Linked DNA regions of Homo sapiens: region 2 is linked to region 1. A link is a loop called in an ENCODE intact Hi-C map of the cell type or tissue named here. Cell type or tissue: CD4-positive, alpha-beta T cell. All regions are shown on one strand. Each heading gives the region's core, and the rest is flanking DNA. Links, peaks and the distances in the headings are about the cores only. Region 1 overlaps MIR3681HG (MIR3681 host gene). Region 2 overlaps LOC124905974 (a long non-coding RNA gene).

Region 1 (11,076 bases), core at 1,670-9,669:
TGGAAAGGAACAGCCGGTACCAGCCACTGCAGAAACATGCCAAATTGTAAAGACCACTGATGCTTTGAAGAAACTGCATTAATTAACGGGTGAAATAACCAGCTAACATCATAATGACAGGATCAAATTCACACATAACAATATTAACCTTAAAAGTAAATGGGTTAAATGCCCCAATTAAAAGACACAGATTGGCAAATTGGATAAAGAGTCAAGACCCATCAGTGTGCTGTGTTCAAGACTCACCTCACGTGCAAAGACATACATAGGCTCAAAATAAAGGGATGGAGGAAGATCTACCAAGCAAATGGAAAGCAAAAAAATGCAGGGGTTGCAATCCTGGTCTCTGATAAAACAGACTTTAAACCAACAAAGATCAAAAGAGACAAAGAAGGCCATTACATAATGGTAATCAATTCAATGAGAAGAGCTAACTATCCTAAACATATATGCAGCCAATAAGTGAGCACCCAGATTCATAAAGCAAATCCTTAGAGATCTACAAAGAGACTTAGACTCCCACACAATAATAATGGGAGACTTTAACACCCCACTGTCAATATTAGACAGATCAATGAGACAGAAAATTAACAAGGATATCCAGGACTTCAACTTAGCTCTGGACCAAGCAGACCTAATAGACATTTACAGAACTCTCCACCCCAAATCAACAGAATATACATTCTTCTCAGCACCACATCGCACTTATTCCAAAATTGACCACTTAATTGGAAGTAAAACACTCCTCAGCAAATGTAAAAGAACATAAATCACAACAAACTGTCTCTCAGACCACAGTGCAATCAAATTAGAACTCAGGATTAAGAAACTCACTCAAAACTGCACAACTACATGGAAACTGAACAATCTGCTCCTGAATGACTACTGGGTAAATAACAAAATGAAGGCAGAAATAAAGATTTTATTTGAAACCAATGAGAACAAAAACACAACATACCAGAATCTCTGGGACACATTTAAAGCAGTGTGTAGAGGGAAATTTATAGCACTAAATGCCCACAAGAGAAGGCAGGAGAGATCTAAAATCGACATCCTAACATCACAATTAAAAGAACTTGAGAAGCAAGAGCAAACACATTCAAAAGCTAGCAGAAGACAAGAAATAACTAAGATCAGAGCAGAACTGAAAGAGATAGAGATACAAAAAAAAAAACCTTCAAAAAAATCAATGAATCCAGGAGCTGGTTTTTTGAAAAGACCAGAAAAATAGATAGACTGCTAGCAAGACTAATACGGAAGAAAAGAGAGAAGAACCAAATAGACGCAATAAAAAATGATAAAGGGGATATCACCACCGATCCCACAGAAATACAAACTACCATCAAGAATACTATAAACACCTCTATGCAAATAAACTAGAAAATCTAGAAGAAATGGATAAATTCCTGGACACATACACGCTCCCAAGACTAAACCAGGAAGAAGTTGAATCTCTGAATAGACCAATTACAGGTTCTGAAACTGAGACAATAATTAATAGCCTACCAAAAAAAAAAAAAACCGCCCAGGACCAGATGGATTCACAGCCGAATTCTACCAGAGGTACAAAGAGGAGCTGGTACCATTCGTTCTGAAACTATTCCAATCATAGATAAAGAGGGAAGCCTCCCTAACTCATTTTATGAGGCCAGCATCATCCTGATACCAAAGCCTGGCAGAGACACAACAAGAAAAGGAGAATTTTAGGCCAATATCCCTGATGAACATCAATGCAAAATTCCTCAATAAAATACCTAGGAATATAACTTACAAGGGATGTGAAAGACCTCTTTGAGGAGAATGACAAACCACTGCTTAAGGCAATAAGAGAGAACACAAACAAATGGAAAAACACTCCATGCTCATGGATAGGAAGGATCAATATCGTGAAAATGGCCTTACTGCCTAAAGTAATTTATAGATTCAATGCTATCCTCATCAAGCTACCACTCACTTCCTTCACAGAACTGGAAAAACTACTTTAAATTTCATATGGAACCAAAAAAGAGCCCACATAGCCAAGACAATCCTGGGCAAGAAGAACAAATCTGGAGGCATCACGCTACCCGACTTCAAACTTTACTACAAGGCTACAGTAACCAAAACAGCATAGTACTGGTACCAAAACAGATATATAGACAAATGGTACAGAACAGTGGCCTCAGAAATAACACCATACATCTACCACCATCTGATCTTTGACAAACCTGACATGCACAACCAATAGGGAAAAGATTTCCTGTTTAATAAATTAATAATTTATTAATAAATGGTGTTGGGAAAACTAGCTAGCCATATGCAGAAAACTGAAACTGGACCCCTTCCTTACACCTTATACAAAAATCAACTCAAGATGGATCAAAGACTTATACATAAGACCTAGGACCATAAAAATCCTAGAAGAAAACCTGGGCAATACCATTCAGGGCATAATGATGAGCAAAGACTTCATGTCTAAAACACCAAAAGCAATGTCAACAAAAGCCAAAATTGACAAATGGGATCTAGTTAAACTAAAGAGCTTCTGCACAGCAAAAGAAACTATCATCAGAGTGAACAGGCAACCTACAGAGTGGGAGATTTTGCAATCTATCCATCTGACAAAGGGCTAATATCAAGAATCTACCAAGAAATAAAACAAATTTACAAGAAAAAAGCAAACAACCCCATCAAAAATGGGCAAAGGATATGAGCAGACAACTTCTCAAAAGAAGACATTTATGCAGCCAACAGACATATAAAAAATGCTCATCATCACTGGTCATTAGAGAAATGCAAATCAAAACCACAATGAGATACCATCTCTTGCCAGTTAGAATGGTGATCATTAAAAAGTCAGGAAACAACAGATGCTGGAGAGGTTGCGGAAAAATAGGAATGCTTTTACACTGTTGGTGGGAATGTAAATTAGTTTAACCATTGTGGAAGACAGTGTGGCAATTTCTCAAGGATCTAGAACAAAAATACCATTTGACCCAGCAATCCCATTACTGGGTATATACCCAAAGGATTATAAATCATTCTACAATACACATGCAGAAGTATGTTTATTGCAGCACTATCCACAATAGCAAAGACTTGGAACCAACCCAAATGTCCATCAATGGTAGACTGGATTAAGAAAATGTGGCACATGTACACCATGGAATACTATGTAGCCATAAAAAAGGATGAGTTCATGTCCTTTACAGGGACATGGATGTAGCTGGAAACCATCATTTTCAGCAAACTATTATAAGATCAGAAAACCAAACACTGCATGTTATCACTCATAAGTGGGAGTTGATCAATGAGAACACATGGACATGGGGAGGGGAACATCACACACCAGGGCCTATGGGGGGTGGGGGGGCTAGGGGAGGGATAACATTAGGAGAAATGCCTAATGTAGGTGATGGGTTGATGGGTGCAGCAAACCACCATGGCATGTGTATACGTATGTAACAAAACTGCACATCCTGCACATGTAACTCAGAACTTAAAGTATGAAAAAAAAAAAAAAAAAAAGAGGGGACAATGATGGACAGTGATAAGGGAAGATGGAGAGAGGGAAGGAGGATGGCCTCCCTCCACCATGAGCCCATGTCCCCAAGGGAACCAATGTATTTCCTCATTTCCCCCAGGCCAAGCAGCCAGAGGACGCCGTGCTGTGGGGTCTGCAGAGAGCAGGAAGCCTCAGCATCAGGGTCGAGGCCGTCCAGTCGTGGAAGAGAATTTCAAAACAGGACAAGGCACATGGGGGCAGCCTGGCAGCCTGAGCCCCTCTGACTTCCCAGAGCCCAGGCCTGCCCCGGCAGCTTGGCGTTCTTTCTCCTGCCAGCCTGGATCACCTGTCCCTTCAACGTATTTCACTGTTTACATAAATGCGTGAATTTATTCCTTCATTCAATATTCTACACATATGTGTTGAATATCTAGCCTGTGCCAGGCATTCTTCTGGGCACTTGGGCAGGGCATGAAATAAACCAAGCAAACATCTCTAACTCTTTAAGCCTCTATTTTCCTGGAGAGAGACAGGCAACAAGTACAGTAAGTGGGCAAGCTATTGCTAAGGTAGAAACTGGGAAGCGTTCTGGAGGAAAGTAACACAGGAAGGCACATAGGGAGTGCGGGGACCTGGGGAAGCAGCTTACCCAAGAGTCCGAGGAAAGGCCTCCCTGTGAAATGGGCGTGGGAGCAAAGATCTGGAAGGGTGACAGCAGGTCAGGTCTTGCAGTGGGAGCATGTGTAGGACAGTCAAGGCCTGGCAAGAGGGCCGGAGTAGCCAAACAGGAATCAGTGAAAGGGGGAAACAGAAGAGGCCAGAGAGGTAGGAGACAGTCAGGGCCCTCAGGGCCATGGAGCATTGAAAGGGCTCTGGGTGTGGCCTTGGCAAGGGGGTCATCACAAAGTCTGAGCGGGGAAGAGACATAATCTGACTTATTTTTTATCACTATGGCAACCGCGTGGAGAGTGGATGAAAAGGCAGCACCGCAGAAGCAGGGCCATCAGTTTCCTGCAGTGATCAAGTAAGAGATGAGGACAACTTGGCCTGGCTGTAGCCACGATGGTATAGAGAACTGCTCAGGTACTGGGAGTATCTTAAAGGTAGAGACAGCAAGATTAGCCAGTAGGTTGCATGAAGAATATGAGTTATGAACTGGACGTAAAGTTGACTACAAGTGTATTAACCTAAGTATCCCAAAGGAGGGAATGGCCATTTCCTAGGGTGGGGAAAATCATGAAAGATTAGGGGAGACAATCAGGCATTCTGTTGCATGCACATTAGGCTTGAGATGGCCAACACAAGTGAAATAACAAGGCAATGGATAGATGAATCTGAATCCAAAGGCCAGGAGAGAGATCTACACTAGACACATGAATTTGGGAAGTACCAGTGCCTACATGGTATCTAATTCCATGAGACTTAATGAGAACATCTTGGGACTGAGTGTAGAGAGCAAGAGAAGAGGTCCAAGGATTGGGCCCTGGGATCCCAACATGAAAAGATCAGGGAGATGGCGGGAAACCAGTAAGGAAGACTAAGAAAGCCAGGGGAGTCTTACAGCAGGAAGTGAGCAGAGAACAAACCCAAGTGCAGAAATTATTTCAAAGAACAGGAAAGTGATCAATTGCTCAAAGCTGCTGGGAGGCCAAGTGGGATGAAGGCTGAGAGCGGACCTTCTGATGTAGCAGCATATCCATGTCAGGTGCCTGGACAAGAGTAGCTTCAGGGGAGTAGGGGTGGAGGAAAGCCTGATTCAAGCAACGTGCCAGGGAAGAGATGTTTGTCTTATGTCTTCTTCCTGAGCACAAAGGAGGCCCATATTTACTTCACCCAGTCAGTTTCATAAGTCAGGAACACACCCAGAGTTTATTCCTGGACACATAGTTCTTATGTGACCTCTTTGCACAATCCTCAACTCTCTCTCTCCTCCCACTCCTTCCCTCCCTCCTTCCATTTCTCCCTCGTTCCGTCTTCCTCTCCCCTTTATGACAGATACAGTCAGGTTATCAGGCTTGAATGGGAAAGCTACATTCTTCATCTGATCTTTGCTCTGAGTCACTCTATTCAACTGAGAAGTGCTCTGTGAAGTTTTCACCCAAAGCCTTATTAAATTTTCTATCTTATTTAAAGACTGAAGCAGGCTTTGCCAAGCCTATCACACATCTCTAGACTCTATTTGCTTTTATATTTGTTGACAAATTGTCCAGTTAATATTGAGCACATCTTTTATATCTAATGTCTTGCACATGCAGACAATAAGGGCCTCCACACACCACAGTCCACATATTCTGTTTTCCACTTTACCTTTGAGCTACGATCTGAGTAAACAGGGACATTTACCAAATATATTGCTGCTACATAACATGGATCTCTAGCTCTCCAGAGTGTGGTATCTATTTTTTTTCTCACCTCTCAAACTCCCCAATGTCATGTATTTTAGTTTTTTTACAGCAAAAACTAATAGCAATTTCTGTATTAGTCAAGATAAATAATGCTAGCAGCTACAACAAAAAACTTTTAAATCTCAATGATTTAGTCTAATCAAAGTTTATTAATCCTATTTTCTTTTCCGAGGCACACTGGAATACAACACTTTTCAGGATCCTTTGTAGTTATGTTAGGGCTCTGTGACCTGGATTTCAGACCTAAGAATGGAAGCAGAAATGCTATGTGCCAACTCCAGGCAGGCCTGACCACATAAACCCCTGTGCATCCTGCTCATGCTCTGCACCTGTATGGTCACTGCAAAGGAGGCTGCAAGTGGAGGATGAAGGTGGCAGACCAGAGAAGAATGATGGTCTGGGTCGTCCCCTGGAGGAGAAACAAGAAGAAGAGCCAGTCAGCTCACAGCAGATGCAGGTGGAAAGAAAAATAAATGACTCTTGTTTATACCACTCAAACAATTGTTGCAGAAACTATCCTGCAAGTACATGTGTATTCAAAATATATATATACTGGGGGAAATGGAGGCAGTGAGTGAGGACAATTGATTTTGTGAGGATATTTGGTATAAATGAGGGAGACAAATGGAACAATAAAGGGAGAAGAAAAGAGTGTGTGTGTGTGTATGTGTGTGTGTGTGTGTTGAAAAGATGTATGTTTGCATCCTCATGGGAAAGAGCAGGTACAGAAGGAAAAGTGATGGTGAGGTCAGAGAGCAACCAATCAACCAATGGCAGGAGCAACATCCGTTGGTAGGAAGAGGACATGGAATGTAATACATGCCGCTCAGGAACAGCACTTGCTGGGAGCACAGACAATTCATCTACACGGCAGGAGAGGAAGCAATGCATAAGGACACAGGTTCAGGCTGGTGAGTAGATGGGTTGGTGTTAATTTACAGAGGTTTCCCTCTGAAAACTTCAATTTTCTCAGCAAGATCACCAGTGGAGATTGCACATGGGGGAGAAGGTGTCAGAGATTTGAGGAAAGAGATGAAGGTGAATAATAAAACTGTTGCATAGGAGCATGGGACCAAGAATGCACTAGGAGATTATCAAATGTTTGCTGCATTGCTGTAAGGGTCCACTTGAAATTAATGATCATGAATTTACAGCAAGACCAGAATGTTTTTGTCCAGCAGAGTCCAGATTCTAGCTGGTTGAAATGAAAGGCTATGGAATTTCAGTTGGGTAAATAGAGCAGTGATGACATATGAAAGACAGATAGTGGGAAAAAAATAATAGAATTAATAGATTGCAGGATGCTGTGAGGTTAAACGATTGTTGGAGTCAAGGGTACTAAGAGAAAGAAGCCAAAAAGATGGCAAAGGACAGAGAGAAGGATGCTTAAAATGGGAGACCATGGAGAAGTTGCTGTTATCACTGATAGTAATGAAATCATACATATGATTGTGGGAATGAGTACTTAGGTGGATGAGAAAAAGAAGAGGAGGCCAAGGGATTTGGAGGCCCCAGGGATAAAAGGGTCTCCTAAATGGATGCTGAGACCACTCACCCTGGTAATGTGTCACCTATTAATAGTGAGTCTGGAACTAAAAACTTCAAACAGTGCGGGGAGTGACCTAGGAGTTGGCACATGACTTCAAGAAGTAGTGGTGGGTGGTACAAACTGGGACCATGGATACAGAACTGGGGGGACAGTTAGAATATTGGAAGGAAAGAAAAAATGGTCGGGAGTCTCCCAGAAGAGGCAGGGACACCCCCCTCACCACATGTAAGCCCATTTTGGGAGAGAGGCAGTGTCCTTCTGGGAGGGCTAAGTTTCAGGGAATCAAAGGTAAAGGGAACCATCAGGAAAGAATGATGCTAGAGGTGTTTTGTATTGATGTCCAACCATATGAAGAGATCACAGGGAAAGAGTTACAGGAATTGGAAAAGATTTGATGAAAAACAGAAAGTTGTATTACAGATATTTGTGGGGGTCAGAGTCTGGGGCTGAGAGCTGACCTGAGGCAGTTGGGGTGACTGATCCAAGCAGGGCAAAAGGAGTGTTGGAAGTGGTGAGGGGTAGCAGATGCTGTGGAAATAAAGGGTTGAAGGTTTGTCAGGAGCTCTCAGAGTTCCAGGCTCCCACCAGCATTCTGCCAGAAACCCCAAAGCAGGCAGAAAATCCTCTTATTGAGGCATGCTAAACTCTCATTTAATGCTTTAAATGAATGAGTGAATGAATGAATCAATCAATCAATGAGCCCAACACTTTCATTCTAATGAAGAGAACAACCTCGACTCTGAAGGGGTGGAGTCCCTTGTTCCAGGACACAAGGTAGGAGAAGACACATCCCTTGGGTTGAATTTGGGTTGAATTTGGGTTGAATGGTAACACTCAAACTAACCAGCCCTGTCACCTTAAGCAATTTCCTCACCCAGGAACCTCGGTTTTCTAATTTGTAATTTTAAAAAATTTTAACAAGTAGATATTAAAAGCATCTGCTTCATCAGTTATTGAAGAAACTGGGTTAATGAAGTCTTAAAACTGTGCCTAGCATTTAGTAAACACTCTTCATGTGTTAGCTATGATTATTAACTATGAGTCCTGCTCAATGTCTTCATATCTAAAGCTTTTAACCCACATGTCCCCAAGTCTTCCAGCATTCTGAGCTCAACCTTTCCTAGTAAATCCACTTTAAATGACCTAAGTCCCCATTCCACATATACTGGAAAACCCAGTCTCTTCCAGATTTCCAAGGGCTTACTTTCTCCTCCCCACCCTGGCTCCACATTCCTGCTTCCTATGACTCCCAGGAGTTGCTAGTTTTCTCACTTCCTAAGGCTGCTGGCTTTCTTCCATCACCTCAACCCCTTTGGTGTGCAACTCAAACTCTCTCTTTTATTCCTCAGAGCAACCCTGATACCAGGCTTTCCTGGAAACCAGACACTTACTGAATATTGATAGTGAACCATGGCACCATGTGCATGGTACACACACAATTCATTCACCTATTTTCTTCATTAACCCTTTCTTCCGCCATCCTTGCCAAGAATTGCACAGTTTCTAGTTTTAAATTGATGGACTTCCTTTCATTACCAAGACTTTTTTTCTCTTCTTTAACTATTTCCTTTGCACTCCTCTTCATTATCTATACGTGTACACACACACACACACACACACACACACGTAATTTCCACCTTCCCTATGCAATGCATCAGGAAGACTCCAAATCCCTACAAATTCCTGTTACTTAATTACGCAGATCAGTTTCCACTCTCAACTCCAACCCTATTCCAGATTCTAGCCCTAACTTTGTGGTCTACTCTTCTAAATAGGAAGGCTTGACTGACTTTTTTTAAATTACTTTGTTTTGCTTTTTAGCACATTCCAGATGAAGTCCCTAAACAGGGCTCCCTTCCCAACGAGAATTTATTCACGTATTACATGCTTTATAAGGCACTATCCAGAATACCCTCCTTTGAAGTGAGTAAGAAATTGTATCAAAGTCCCGAGGGACAGGACCCCTGATGGGAGTAGAACATAGTCGCACAAGTGCCAAGACACCAGCGTTCATCCTCAAGGGTTCCATTCTGGATTGCAGTAGAAGCTCTTGGAGGGAAAGAGGTCCAAAAAATATGACACACAAAAGTTTTAATAAAGGTCAGCAGCATGCCATCAGCCAACCTCCAAGCCTGATGTGAGTTTACCCCACAGTGAAGGGACATAGGCAGATTGAAGCCACACAGGCGTTCCTGTGACCTGCAAAACATGAACAGGAAGTGCACATTTGTAGAAAGAAATACAGCCACTTTGCTCACTGCACTACCTAGTTCTGGAAGCTCATGTTTTACTCCACCTAAGAGAAAGGGGGAAATTAGAAAGAAGGAAAATGAGAAATGCGGGGTTTTTTTTTAAGAAAGAGAAAAGGGAAAAAGTGAGTCTATGATTGCAAGCAAGATCTTCTGTTCCCCTGCTCTGTCTCTTTAAGGGTGAATTTCAGACTCTGCTTTGCTTCAGGTGACAGCACAGGAAGTAACAGTGAGCCTGGCTCCTTTTTAAGTCTTAAAAAGAGAAAACACCCAATCCTGACTGTGAAAATTCAAGCAGAATTTGATTTATTCTTCACCATGAATGATTCCATTTAAAGCAGGAAATAAACTCTGATAGCAAAAATGTAAATCAAACCTCAATGCATGAAATCAGTCTTCATTTTCCCCCCTCTATTATCAAACTACCACTCCTTTTATTGGAACTATACAGTTGGCTACATCCACCTGCTTTCAAACACAATCTCCATCTTCATTCGGGCTACTATTAAGTTATACTGCTATAACTAAGTACTGTGAACTGAGTGGCTTATGAACCACTAAAATTCATTTCTTACAGTTCCAAGGCTGGAAGCCCCAGATCAGGTGCCAGCATGGTCAGGTTCAGGCAAGGGTCCTTTTCCGGATTGTAGGCTTCTGACTTCTTGCTGTGTCCCCACATGATGAAAAGAGAGGTACTAGCTCTCTGGCCTTTTCCTATAAGGGCACTAATCCCATTCATGAGGGCTCCACCCTCATGACCTAATCACTTCCCAAAGGCTCCACCTCCAAATACTATCACATTGGGGAATCAATTTCAAAATATGAATTTTAGGGGGTAACAGTTCATAACAGCCTGTCCTTGACATGAGATCACATAACCATGGCAAAGAGTCCCCCAACCATCATACTTCCTGCACACACTGAAAATGCAGTGTTATACAGCAACACTCTCTCTTGGTTGGAGTAAGTCACCATTCTGAAGTCAACTACGTCTTTTCATTCTGGCTTATAATTGACCAAAAGTAAAGGGGGAGAAGAAAGAGAAAAGAAAGCTCTTATATGACTACCCAGAGTTTTGTAACCTAGACATGTCTTCAAAGACATGACTTTTTTTCCTGAATGTTCTAAAAATGGATGTTATGTATCTGCTAAAAATATGATAATTAACAAGTATGCTTTGAATCACATAATAGCAAATGTCATTTTCCTGTAAGATAGAGTATCAGTCATGAGCACTAATGTCCAGAGAGAGAGTTAAGCTGCTGACCCTAAAGGGAGAGCCAGCTGCACAACTGTGCATGGGAGTGACCAGAGCAAGTAGCCGAGACAGAGCAGACAGGGTAAGAGAACTGCTGATGAGAGAGCTGCTGAATAAAGCTGTATTTCACC
Region 2 (11,076 bases), core at 1,538-9,537, 580 kb before region 1:
GCGCAGGGTCTAGCCCGGCAGAAAGACTGGGAAACAAATAATGTCATTGTGTAACAATGTGGCAATTAGAATATCAAGGCCTCAAGGGAGCATGGAGGAGGGAATGACTTTTCCTGAACGTCAGGGAGTTTTCCCAGAAAATGTGATTTTTATTACCTTGAACTAATCCAGAGCAAATATTTATTGAAACCTACTATGTGCCAGACACTGGATATGAAGATACAATGATTTGAAAAATATATTTCCTGTCTTCATGGACCTTGAAATAGCCCTATGAGTCATAAAATAAAATGAATAAGAGATTGTTGTTGGCATTTCAGGCAGAGGGAAGGAATGTGGAAAAGCAAGGGAGTGGGATGTTCTGAAATTTCTAGTAATGCACCATGTTCCAGCAGTGGCAGCTGGGAGCAGTGGCCAGGCATGTGGCTGGCAAAGTGGACTGATTGGGATTAGATCGGGAAGGGGTTGATAGACACAACTAGCAACAGTGGTCTTCCTAGTAGAGGAGATGGCGAAGCACGGCTGACATTGGGAAGTGACACGGTCGTTTGTGGGATTTAGATCCTGCTGCAGATCACAGGGAGTAGATACTACTGGGCTTCCAAGGAAAGAGAGAGCAGAAATAGTATAAACCTCTAGTGATGCTGTACAGGATTAATAGTGAATTTATGACTTGTGATGAAATTACACAGTGGCCATTCTCCTGCCTGTCCTTGAAGGCCAAATTCATGGCTTAGTGCTATGTTTGTTGATTAAATTCACGGAGCTATTGCAGTGCAGGATAAATTAGATAATTTGTATCAAGTGCCTTAAATATTTGTTATGTCTGTTAACTCGGTAATTCTTAGCAAATTGGAAAAGAAAAAAGCATGTAGTAGGAAGATCTGGGTGGGGATCTTTATTCATTCACTTTTTAGCCATATGACTTTGGTCAAGTTTGGAATATTTTAATCTATAAAGTGAAATTACAATAGAAATTTTGTCTTAATGTATAGCAATTATGGAAGATGTGTATAAAGCATCTGGCACAATGTCTTGCCTATAATAAAAACTCAAGGCCGGGTGTGGTGGCTCACACCTGTAATCCCAGCACTTTGGGAGGCCAAAGCGAGCCGATCACGAGGTCAAGAGATCGAGACCATCCTGGCCAACATTGTGAAACCGCGTCACTACTAAAAATACAAAAATTAGCTGGGCATGGTGGCACATGCCTATAGTCCCGGCTACTTGGGAGGCTGAGGCTAGAGAATTGCTTGAACTTGGGAGGTGGAGGTTGCAGTGAGCCGAGATCACGCCACTGCACTCCAGCCTGGCAACAGAGCAAGACTCCATCTCAAAAAAAAAAAAAGCAGCCGTTACTATTTTACTATTGTTGTTGTTGGAATTCATCCACAGAAAGCAATCTAACATGAAGTAATAGTAATAGATAACATGTTTACAGTATTGGCAAGGTGTGTGGGAGTTGTTAAACATAGTTATAAGAATGGTCCTATACAGTATGCAACAATAATAAAATATGTGGCAATTAAAAAAGGATTATATAATTACAAGGGGATATATTTAAACCAGTCTACTCTGCAGTAGGACAAATCCAGTTGTCTTGGGTCAGTAACATGTTGTGCATGTTTTCTAGAACATTCTTTATTCTGCAATATATTTAGCTGCTCCTTCACTCACTCATTCACTTTATTGCTCATTAGTTCATTCATTTACAAACACACAGTGGGCCTCTGCTAAATGTGAAGCCCTAAACTAAGTGCTGTGTGTGTTGATCAAATAATAATAAATGCTTTTGGAGAAGAAACCATAAGACTACTATATCACTTTAAGGCCTTTACCATATGTGACAACATTTCCCGTGTTTCAACTCGGGCAGCAAGTCATGTGTAGGCTCAAAACTATTTGATAAACTTCTAGTTTAAGTTGTAGAGAGTTTCACGTCATGCTGATGTGCACGCAGACTGTGGCCTGCTGAACTCCAGAACATTCCATTCTCACTGACAGCTCTGTGAATGAAACCCTGAAGTTGTGCAAAATGCAGTTGTCCTGGTCTGTTTGGGCTGCTATAATAAAATATACGCTGGTGGCACATAAACAACAGAAATGTATTTCTCACAGTTCTAGAAGCTGGAAAGTCCAAGTCGAGGCATCGGCCCGTTTTGTGTCTGGTAAGGGCCAGAGTCCTGGTTCATAGATGGCACCTTCATACTGTTCTCACGTGGTGGAAGTGGCAGGACAGCTCTCTGGGGTCTCTTTTATAAGGACACTAACCTTATTCTTGAGGTCTCTGCCCTCATGACCTATCACCTCACAAAGACCTCATGTCCTAATACAATCACGTTGGTGATTATGTTTCAACATGTGAATCTGGGGGGACACAAGCATTCTGACCAAGCAGCTGTTAGAGCCTTAGACATAAACCCATTGGCCTGAAATTCAGGAACTTCCCAACAACTTCGTCTCTCACTTTTGGTTACCTACCGGCCAGCTGCTCATCACCCCATGGACTCCAGGCTCCTACTTTTGTGTTTATGACTTGGATCATTTCCTCCTGCGTATTTGGTGCCTCCATGTTTCCCTGGAATCTTTTCCAGGATGTTCCCTTCACCTGGCTGCACTCCCTCAGTTCAAGGTTACATTCCCCAGTTCTCTTATTTGGCTATGTGGATGTGTCAGGTTTTAAATGACATGTTCAAAATCCAGGTGACATGGTTGTGCTTGGACAATAATGAAGAGGTTTGTGGTGTTAATGCCTGAGCTCCAATCTAGATACTCCTGATGATGGAATCTACAGATTGCCTAGTGTCAGTCAGTAAAGGTAGCCAAGAAGATAAGTGCTCCCACTTACTGCTTCATGCAAGATTTAACCAATCCATGAATGGGAAACCCAATCAGGATACATCCTGCTCTGTAATGTTTTAGAAGGTGCCATATCTTAAACTGAGTCCTTCACCATTGCCTTAGTTCTACTGTTAGTGTTACATTACTTTGCATTCAATTTCATACTCCCTTGCTGCCTTCCTTGAATGTTCTGCTAACTTATGAAGAGGTTCTGTCATCCATTTGTGTAGGTAGAGAAGAAGGAAGAGGTTCAGGGAAGAGGTGCACACCTTCATAGCTGCAGCCACTGGTCCACGTGATCCACATGATCCTTTGCTTTGAAGATAGTCATGCTGCCTAGCTGCATTTCGGTGGTGATGGAGTCAGTGACTTGCTGCTATGCTTTGGCTCGTGTTGACTGTGTTAACTCCTTGTCATAAATTGCCCCATCACTTTGAGAATATTCTCTGTTACTAACTTTAATAATAGTTGTATTTTAATTATGCCTTTTGAATGCTAGACCAGCTACTTTCTTTCTCTCTAGTTCTTATACAACCCTTTGAATTATTACTCCATTTTATGGATTGAGGAAACAGGACCCAGAGAGACTAATTAATTTATTCCATGGTAGCCCATTACTCAGTGGCCCTGGAGGTCATGTGTATGTGCATGTGTGTGTATGTGCATGTGTGTGTATGTGCATGTGTGTGTATGTGCATGTGTGTGTATGTGCATGTGTGTGTATGTGTATGTGTGTATTGAGAAGAAAGGGGGCAGGAGAAAAGTTTATTCTGAAACTATATGATTATTTTTTACTATATCACATTACTTGTCATTAGGCTTTCTAGAGTTGACTGAACCTTTGGATTGAATGGCCCACGTAAAATCCTTCCATAATGGTGATTTCCATTCTCAATTTTTTTAACAGCTCGTGTTGGAGAAGCAGCTGCTTATTTACAAGGTATTTTTTAGTAGTACCTATTAAAAGGTCACCTTTTAGATGTCACCTTTTTATGCAGATGTACTTCCCTGTTTTGCAGTGGTTGATGTTGTATTTACATGCAATTCTACTCACAGGGCCCCAATGCATGATCCAATCATTGTCTTCGATTTAGAATGCTATTTGGACACAGTAGGTCATAGAGGAGGAAAAGGGACACAAGGAGAAAGTGCAGGGGAGACAATAGGGAGTGGCAGGAAGGAGAACTGTATCATACAAAAATTGCAGGACTTTCCACTTGAGTGACCTATGCCTTTTTGCTTGTTTGTTTGCTCACTTGCTTACTTTACCATGGCTAGGCTGGGGATGTGTTTTTGTCTCTGGATAAATTGTCCACTGGGAAAAGACCAGGGTATAAATACAGAAGAAATAGTAATATTAGCACCACTTCTTTCTAGGCCCTGGTTTTGTAACTCTTCTTCTCATACAGGAAAATAGCTCTTGTGTGCTCACAAGTGAAATGAGATACAAGAAAATTTTGTTGTTGTTCTTAGAGTAGGGTGGGAAACCCAACATATGGGAATTTTCTGAGTGTTGCAAATTGCCTACCGTCCTGTTAAGTATTGCTGAGCAGCTAATAAAAAAAGTAAAAACAGGTAAAATGAAGCAGCTAGTCCAGGAAGTGCTACAAATTTACATATTATGTAGAGTGCTAGGTTACTGTAAATGATTCCATTTGAAGGGTGTTCTGGTAAATCTAGTGCGCGTTCCCACACCTAGCACACAGACCTCAAAGGAGCAGACAGACCTGGGTCCAGACCACCCCTGGTTTCACAAGCTTCAGAGGCCTTGAATGGTATTTAACTTCCCTGACCATCGTTGCTCTTGGATGGAATGGAGATAATAATACCTTCCTTATGAAGAAAATAGGCAAAATCAAATTATCACTTAAGATTCCCTTCAGCTTTTACAATATAACCTTTAGTGTGGGAAAATCAGGCATGTAACAAGTAGACCAATATCTGAACACCGATGCATTGAGATTCCATCCAATTTGGGCACCAAATCAATCATCAACTTGGCCTTGGATGACCCTGAGAACTCAGATTAAGGTTGAAGAGAATTAATATGTGTACCAGGCTTGCCAATTTAACAAACACCCTTATGCATTTTGTCTTATTTAATCCAAACAACAACTCCTTAAAAGAGGTTTTGTTATTAGCCTCAGTAGAAGAAACCTGCGTCTCAAGGAATTTACTAGCCCGTGAACACAAACCTGGTCATTCTAGTGGAAAATCCTGCAATCTTTGTATGATACAGTTCTCCTTCCTGCCACTCCCTGTTCTCTCCCCCTGCACTTTCTCCTTTTGTCCCCTTTGCTCCACTTTTTATTACCTTCTGTGTCCAAATAGCATTCTAAATCTAAGACAATTTTTGGATCATGCATCAGGGCCCTGTGCATGGAATTTGATGTGAATGCAACATTAGCCATCGCTAAACAGGAAAGCATGTCTGAACAAAAAGGTGACATCTGTAGGATAGTGGTTTCTGATTTGTGAGTCCTGGATCCTCAGGTGGACTGTAGTAGAGCAAGTGTAGCATGGAGTCTCAGCTCTATGTAAAGTAATCTACTCAGTAGACTATGGATGGAATAAACAATCTGGCTCACCCATATCTCCACATTCTCATTACAAATATTTACACCTGCTTTTGTGGTTAATAAAATACAAAAATGTAGACAAATAACAGATTTCATATTTTTTCATTTAGGCAGTTAAAAACTATAATTTCTATACTCTGGACAATATGAAATTTGATATCATTCAAATTTCACATGATTCAATAAAAGAGCTTACTAACAAATGTGAGTTAGACAGGATTTTGACTCCAGGAAGTAAACAGCTTTCTAAATGGCACAGCTGCTCAGTGACTCCAAGGTGTGATCTCTGACAGACCCTGGGGAAACCACATCTAGAAAAAAGCTGAATGCAAAAGTCAACCAACTATCATTAAATAGGCCAAGCATTTGCCTGAGTACTTCCTCTGAAGTTCAGTAGCTGTATGGCCTTAGGTAAACTCTATAATATCCTTAAATCTTACTTTTGGCTTCTTTAAAATGACACAATAATAGTACAGACCTCATAGAGTGATTGTCAGGTTTAGATGGTCCACAGGTAAAGTGCTCACTTTCTGTCTGGTTGGCAGTGAGTGTAGGCTCTTACCACCACCACGGCCAATATTAATATAAACACATTAGTTAAACTTCTCTTTCTCCTCCTGTGATGGTTAATACTAGATGCCAACTTGATTAGTTTGAAGGATGCCTAGATAACTGGAAAAGTATTGTTTTGGGGTGTGTCTGTGAGGGTGCCAGAGGAGATTAACATTTGAGTCAGTGGACTGAGAGAGGAAGACCCACACTCTATGTACGTGGGCACCATCCAATTGGCTGCCAGCCCCGCGTGGCTAAAACAAAGCAGACAGAATAAGGTGGAATAAGCTGGTTTTCTGAGTCTTCCGTCCTTCATCATTCTCTCGTGCTAGATGCTTCCTGCCCTTGGACATCAGACTGCAGGTTCTTCAACCTTTGGACTCTTGGACTTGCACCAGTGGTTTGCCAGGGGCTCTCGGGCCTTTGGCCACAGACTGAAGGCTTCCCTACTTCTGAGGCTTTTGGACTCAGACTGAGCCACCACTGGTTTCCTACCTCCTCAGCTTGCCGAGGATCTATCATGGGACTTCCTTTACCTTGTGATAGTGTGAGTCAATTCTCCTTAATAAACTCCCTTTCATATATACATATATCCTATTATTAATAGTTCTGTCATTCTGGAGAATCCTAATTAACACCTCCCCTCTCCTCTCTCTTTCTCCCCTTGCCTCTTTCTCCTCACTGAGCCTGTGCAAGGCAAGAAAGTTAAGGATGTGCTATGATCTCGTGTCTTCTGGCTGCTCTCAGCCTGATGGGAGAGGCACAAACCTCAACATACGGGTATGACATACAGAAGGCATGGCAAGGATTCTCAGCCAGAAAATGGGGATTCATCAGGGCCTGGCAGAGCCTCTCTTCCAGGCCAGCCCCACGTGCTGCTAACATGTTCCTTTTCTCTAAGTTCACTAAAATTCCTCAGGGAAACAGACAAAGCACACATAAGACTGGGAAAACATCCCATTGTAGGAAGCTCATCTCCCTTCCAACCAGGGACCCTTGCTAGGTCATCTCAGACAAAAAAAAAAAAAAGAAAAAAGTTTTACCCTGATGCTATAAGAAAAGCCCTACGTCCCCAGATGATGAGAGAATCATTCTGCATTGCAGACCAAAGTGTTCCATCCACAGCCTGCCAGCATCTGGGGTACAGGGACTCTTGGAGTTTGTGATATTATGAAAGAATCCTGGTTAGCTTTGTGCTCGGGCCAAAGGAGGCTTTCTTGATTAGTTAGGTATCCAGGATCCCAACTAGGGTATGGAGAGCCAGGCACTTGTCTCAGGTGCAAAAATTGAAAGGGGGAGCTAAAAAAAAATCAGTAATCAAGACAAATATTTTCATACAATATTTTAAAAAATAAATATTAAGGCAAAAAACTCTGATGAAAAACCCATCAAGATTTTAAATAAATAGAGTGAATCAGTATGATGGATTTAACTTTTGCCACAGGCTCCAAATATCTGGCCTGGCCATCTTATTGATTCCATCTCACTCCCTAGGGAGGAGCAAAGAAGGAAGGTTCCAGGAGGTAATACATTTTTCTACATTAAGTTTATGACAAGCACTTTGCAACCACTACCTCATATCTTCCTTTTGGTAACGGTGAAATACAGGGAGGATTAACCCCATTTTATAGACAAGAAAAACTGAGATTCAACAAGAACGAGTTACTTTTGTTGGGTAGAGACAAAATTGAAATTCAGATGTGTCTGAGCCCATGGCCTATAGCAAACTTGTCCAACTCGTGGCCCATGGGCTGCATGCGGCCCAGGATGGCTTTGAATGAAACCCAACACAAATTTGTAAACTTCCTTAAAATATTATGAAACCTTTTTTAAAAAGCTCATCAGCTATCATTAGTTTAGTATGTTTTATGTGTGGCCCAAGACAATTCGTTTCCCAGTGTGGCCTAGGGAAGCCAAAAGATTGGATACCTCTGGCCTATAGCTTTGTCATGCTATTGTGGACCTACTTAGTCGACTACACTACTTGGCTCAGTCTTGTCAATGACAGGACTATTCTGCTTCTGCTGCCGTAATAACATGGCACAGCCTGGGGGCTTAAAGAGAAATGTATTTTCTCACAGTTCTTAAGGCCGGAAGTCCAAGGTCAAGGTTTCAGCAGGTTTGGTTTCTCCTGAGGCCTCTGTTCTTCGCTTACAGATGGCTGCCTCCTTGCTAGGTCCTCTTAGGGTCTTTTTCTCAGTGCCTGAGCATCCCTGGTATTTCTTCCTCCTGTTGTGGGGACACCAGTCCTATTGGATTAGGAACCACCCTTACGATCTATTTTAACCTTACTTGCCTCCTTATAGGGCTCTATCTCCGAAAATATAATCATATTGGGGGTTAGGGTTTTGTGATAAGAATTTGTGGTGGGTCACAGTTCAGTCCATAACAAACAGTTACTCTGCTTTGGGACTCTGTTACTATAGACATCACAGGGGCTGTGTGTATCATTGCCCTCAGAATTGATAATCGAGTTGAGGTACATAATATTTGCATAAAGTAATTCTACTGCAAAGCCAACAGTAGATACTACAATTAATTATCAAATATAAAATAAATGAAGGCAGGGAATGTTATTTGCCATTTTATCCTTGAGAATACCCCTTGGCACAGAGTAGGGCATATATGTGTGTGTGTGTGTGTGTGTGTGTGCATATGTGTGTGTGTATATGTGTGTGTGTATATATGTGTGTGTGTATATATATGAATACATATAATATATATGTATTCATATATATATATTCTTCTTCCATATATATATATATTCTTCTATATATATACATATATATTTTCTTCTATATATATACATATATATATTCTATATATATACATATATATTCTATATATATACATATATATATTCTATATATATACATATATATATTCTATATATATACATATATATATATTCTTCTATATATATACATATATATATATATTCTTCTATATATATACATATATATATATGGAAAATTCAGAGAAGAAGAAGAATCTTGCCAGCCAGGAAAACAAGGAAGGAACACTTTTGAACTGGCCTTGAAATTTGAGTAGACTATCAGCAGGTCAAGATAGAAGAGTGTTTCTAAGAGAAGATAGTGCGCCAAGCCCTGGAGGCAGGAAGACACAGGTCTGCTGAGATAAGAAACAGCAGTTAGGTCTGTCTGAGGTAGAGACAGAAGCTGCAGAGAACAAACACAAGGCTGTAGTCAGACCATGAAAACATGTAGTTATTGAAATAAAACCCTAGGACTTCACTCCTCTAGCCAGATGCTCCCGTGGCTTCTAGATGAAAGATCCTTATGAGCCAGAAATCACATGGGGTGGTAGAAAGTGCAGTAGACTGGAAGCTGAGCTAGTTGAATTGTATTCTTCTTTTATACACTTGTATTAGTTATGTATTGCTACATAACATGTTATCCCCCAAAACTTAGTGGCTTAAAAAAAATCATCATCTCTCTGGGTCAGGAATCCAGTCATAGCTTAGCTAAGTCTTTTGCCTCAGAATCATTCACAAGCATGTAATCAAGGTGTAGGCCAGGCCCGTGCTCTCATCTGAAGGCTCAACAGGGGAAGGATCTGCTTCCAAGGTCACTCATATAGTTACTAGCAGGATTCAGATTCTTGAAAGTTGTTGAACTGATGGTTTCATTTTCTCCTTGGATGTTGGCTGAAAACCACTCTCAGTTCCTGACCACATGGGCCTCTCCATAGGTCAGCCCACACATGGCAGCTTGCTTTATCCAGGGCAAATGTGAGAAGAACCAGAGACAGAGTATAAACCAAATAGAAGCCACACCCTCTTCTAGGCTAATTTTGGGGTAGAGATTATTGTGTTTAACAGGAAGGAGGCAGAAGCTAAAAGCTACTGATATACACTGAGACACTTGATATCTCTCTAATACTGTGAAGATTCTTCCCTCTGGCATAGTGGTTCCGTGGTTGGGTAGTGGGCTGACTCTGCCTCTCTGCCCCTCACCATCTTAGTCTACCACCTCATAACATCCAAGTATTTCCCTAGACTCTAAGAATGGGCAGAAAATTTCCTACTGTGGAGACAAGAGGCCTTTGAGACCTAGAGCCTGTCTTATTTCCCTCTATACTCACAGTGCTTAGGATGGTGATAGGCACATGGTGGTTGTCATCACTGTTTGTTAGATAAATCAATATGTAGCATTCTTTTACATGCCTGGCACTAGGGACAGAGCCTGAGCTTTTTACTGGGGCAGAGAATCCTGGGATTTACACAGGGGCCTCTGCTTTTTTGTGCCCAACAAGGACCCTCCATCTGTGCCTATGTACAGGGGGCTGCATCTTGCCATGGAGTCTTGAAATGCTTGTTGGATGTTTCAAAATGATAACTTTTAAGCTCACATTTCACAACTAAAATGATTCCATTGTGTTCTGAAAAATCTTTTTAATTGAATGTTCTCTTTGTCAACCCAATAAACTGCTAGTTTTGCAATAAGATTCCCCTGGCACCTTTCCTGGAAGGTTCACTGTGAGAAATTCACTCACATAACAATATAGTAGCAAAATCCTGTCAGCTAAGTTCTGTGGATTGATCACCTTCTGTATGCCAAGCACTGTGCTAGGTGCTGGACACAGGACAGTGGGTCATATAGGAACTCACAGAAGAAGGACAGAAGCCTCTTTTATGCTGCACTATTTTTTTTTACTGGAGATTTTTTCTTTTGTTTCCTATCACAGGAATCAACAAGACTTTCTTACACACACAGCGTGACCATAAGTGGAGAGAGAAATGTGCCAGAGTAAAGACAGCCATACATACTTGACACTTCTCCCATTAAAAAGTGGAGTCTATTTCCTTCCACTTGAATCTGCACTGACCTGAGACTGCTTGGACCCATAGGAAATGGCAGATATGACATATGGCCAGTCCCAGGCTTTGCCTTGGAGAGACCTAGAAACTTCTACCATAGTCTCTTGAAGCTTCGAGGTGGCAGGAAATAAATCCAACCAGCTACCTGGCCGGAGAAATCAGCAGGAAAGGCCCCAAGAATATGTGAAGAAGGAGATGGGCCTGGTAGAGCCCAGGCTTCCAACCAACTGACAAGACTCCAGGCATGGTAATAAAACCATCTCG

Evidence for each region. A loop is a pair of places that touch in the nucleus more often than their neighbours do. Peaks named below come from ENCODE experiments on the same cell type or tissue, not always from the same donor. Only the 100,000 strongest peaks of a DNase experiment are listed, where the experiment ranks them.
Region 2: a loop joins it to region 1, with 2.3 times the contacts of the local background. A loop is called at or near these places in 7 of 110 quality-filtered maps.

What each region holds. Positions count from the first base shown.
Region 1 is chr2:12,126,528-12,137,603 of GRCh38, reverse strand. All of the region lies in intron 2 of MIR3681HG (MIR3681 host gene), which reads right to left. Among named protein-coding and RNA genes, the nearest start is that of MIR3681, 67 kb to the left of the region's middle. In CD4-positive, alpha-beta T cell, for the core only: no CTCF peak of the experiment used is centred there; no DNase peak of the experiment used is centred there; H3K4me3 peaks cover 141 bases; H3K27ac peaks cover 1,103 bases.
Region 2 is chr2:12,703,969-12,715,044 of GRCh38, reverse strand. It overlaps LOC124905974 (a long non-coding RNA gene), which reads left to right. Exons shown (of 2, transcript XR_007086222.1): 1 at 1-6,519; 2 at 10,680-11,076. Among named protein-coding and RNA genes, the nearest start is that of TRIB2, 7.4 kb to the left of the region's middle. RefSeq lists a cis regulatory region at 8,891-9,370. In CD4-positive, alpha-beta T cell, for the core only: no CTCF peak of the experiment used is centred there; a DNase peak (open chromatin) is centred at 5,714; H3K27ac peaks cover 2,728 bases.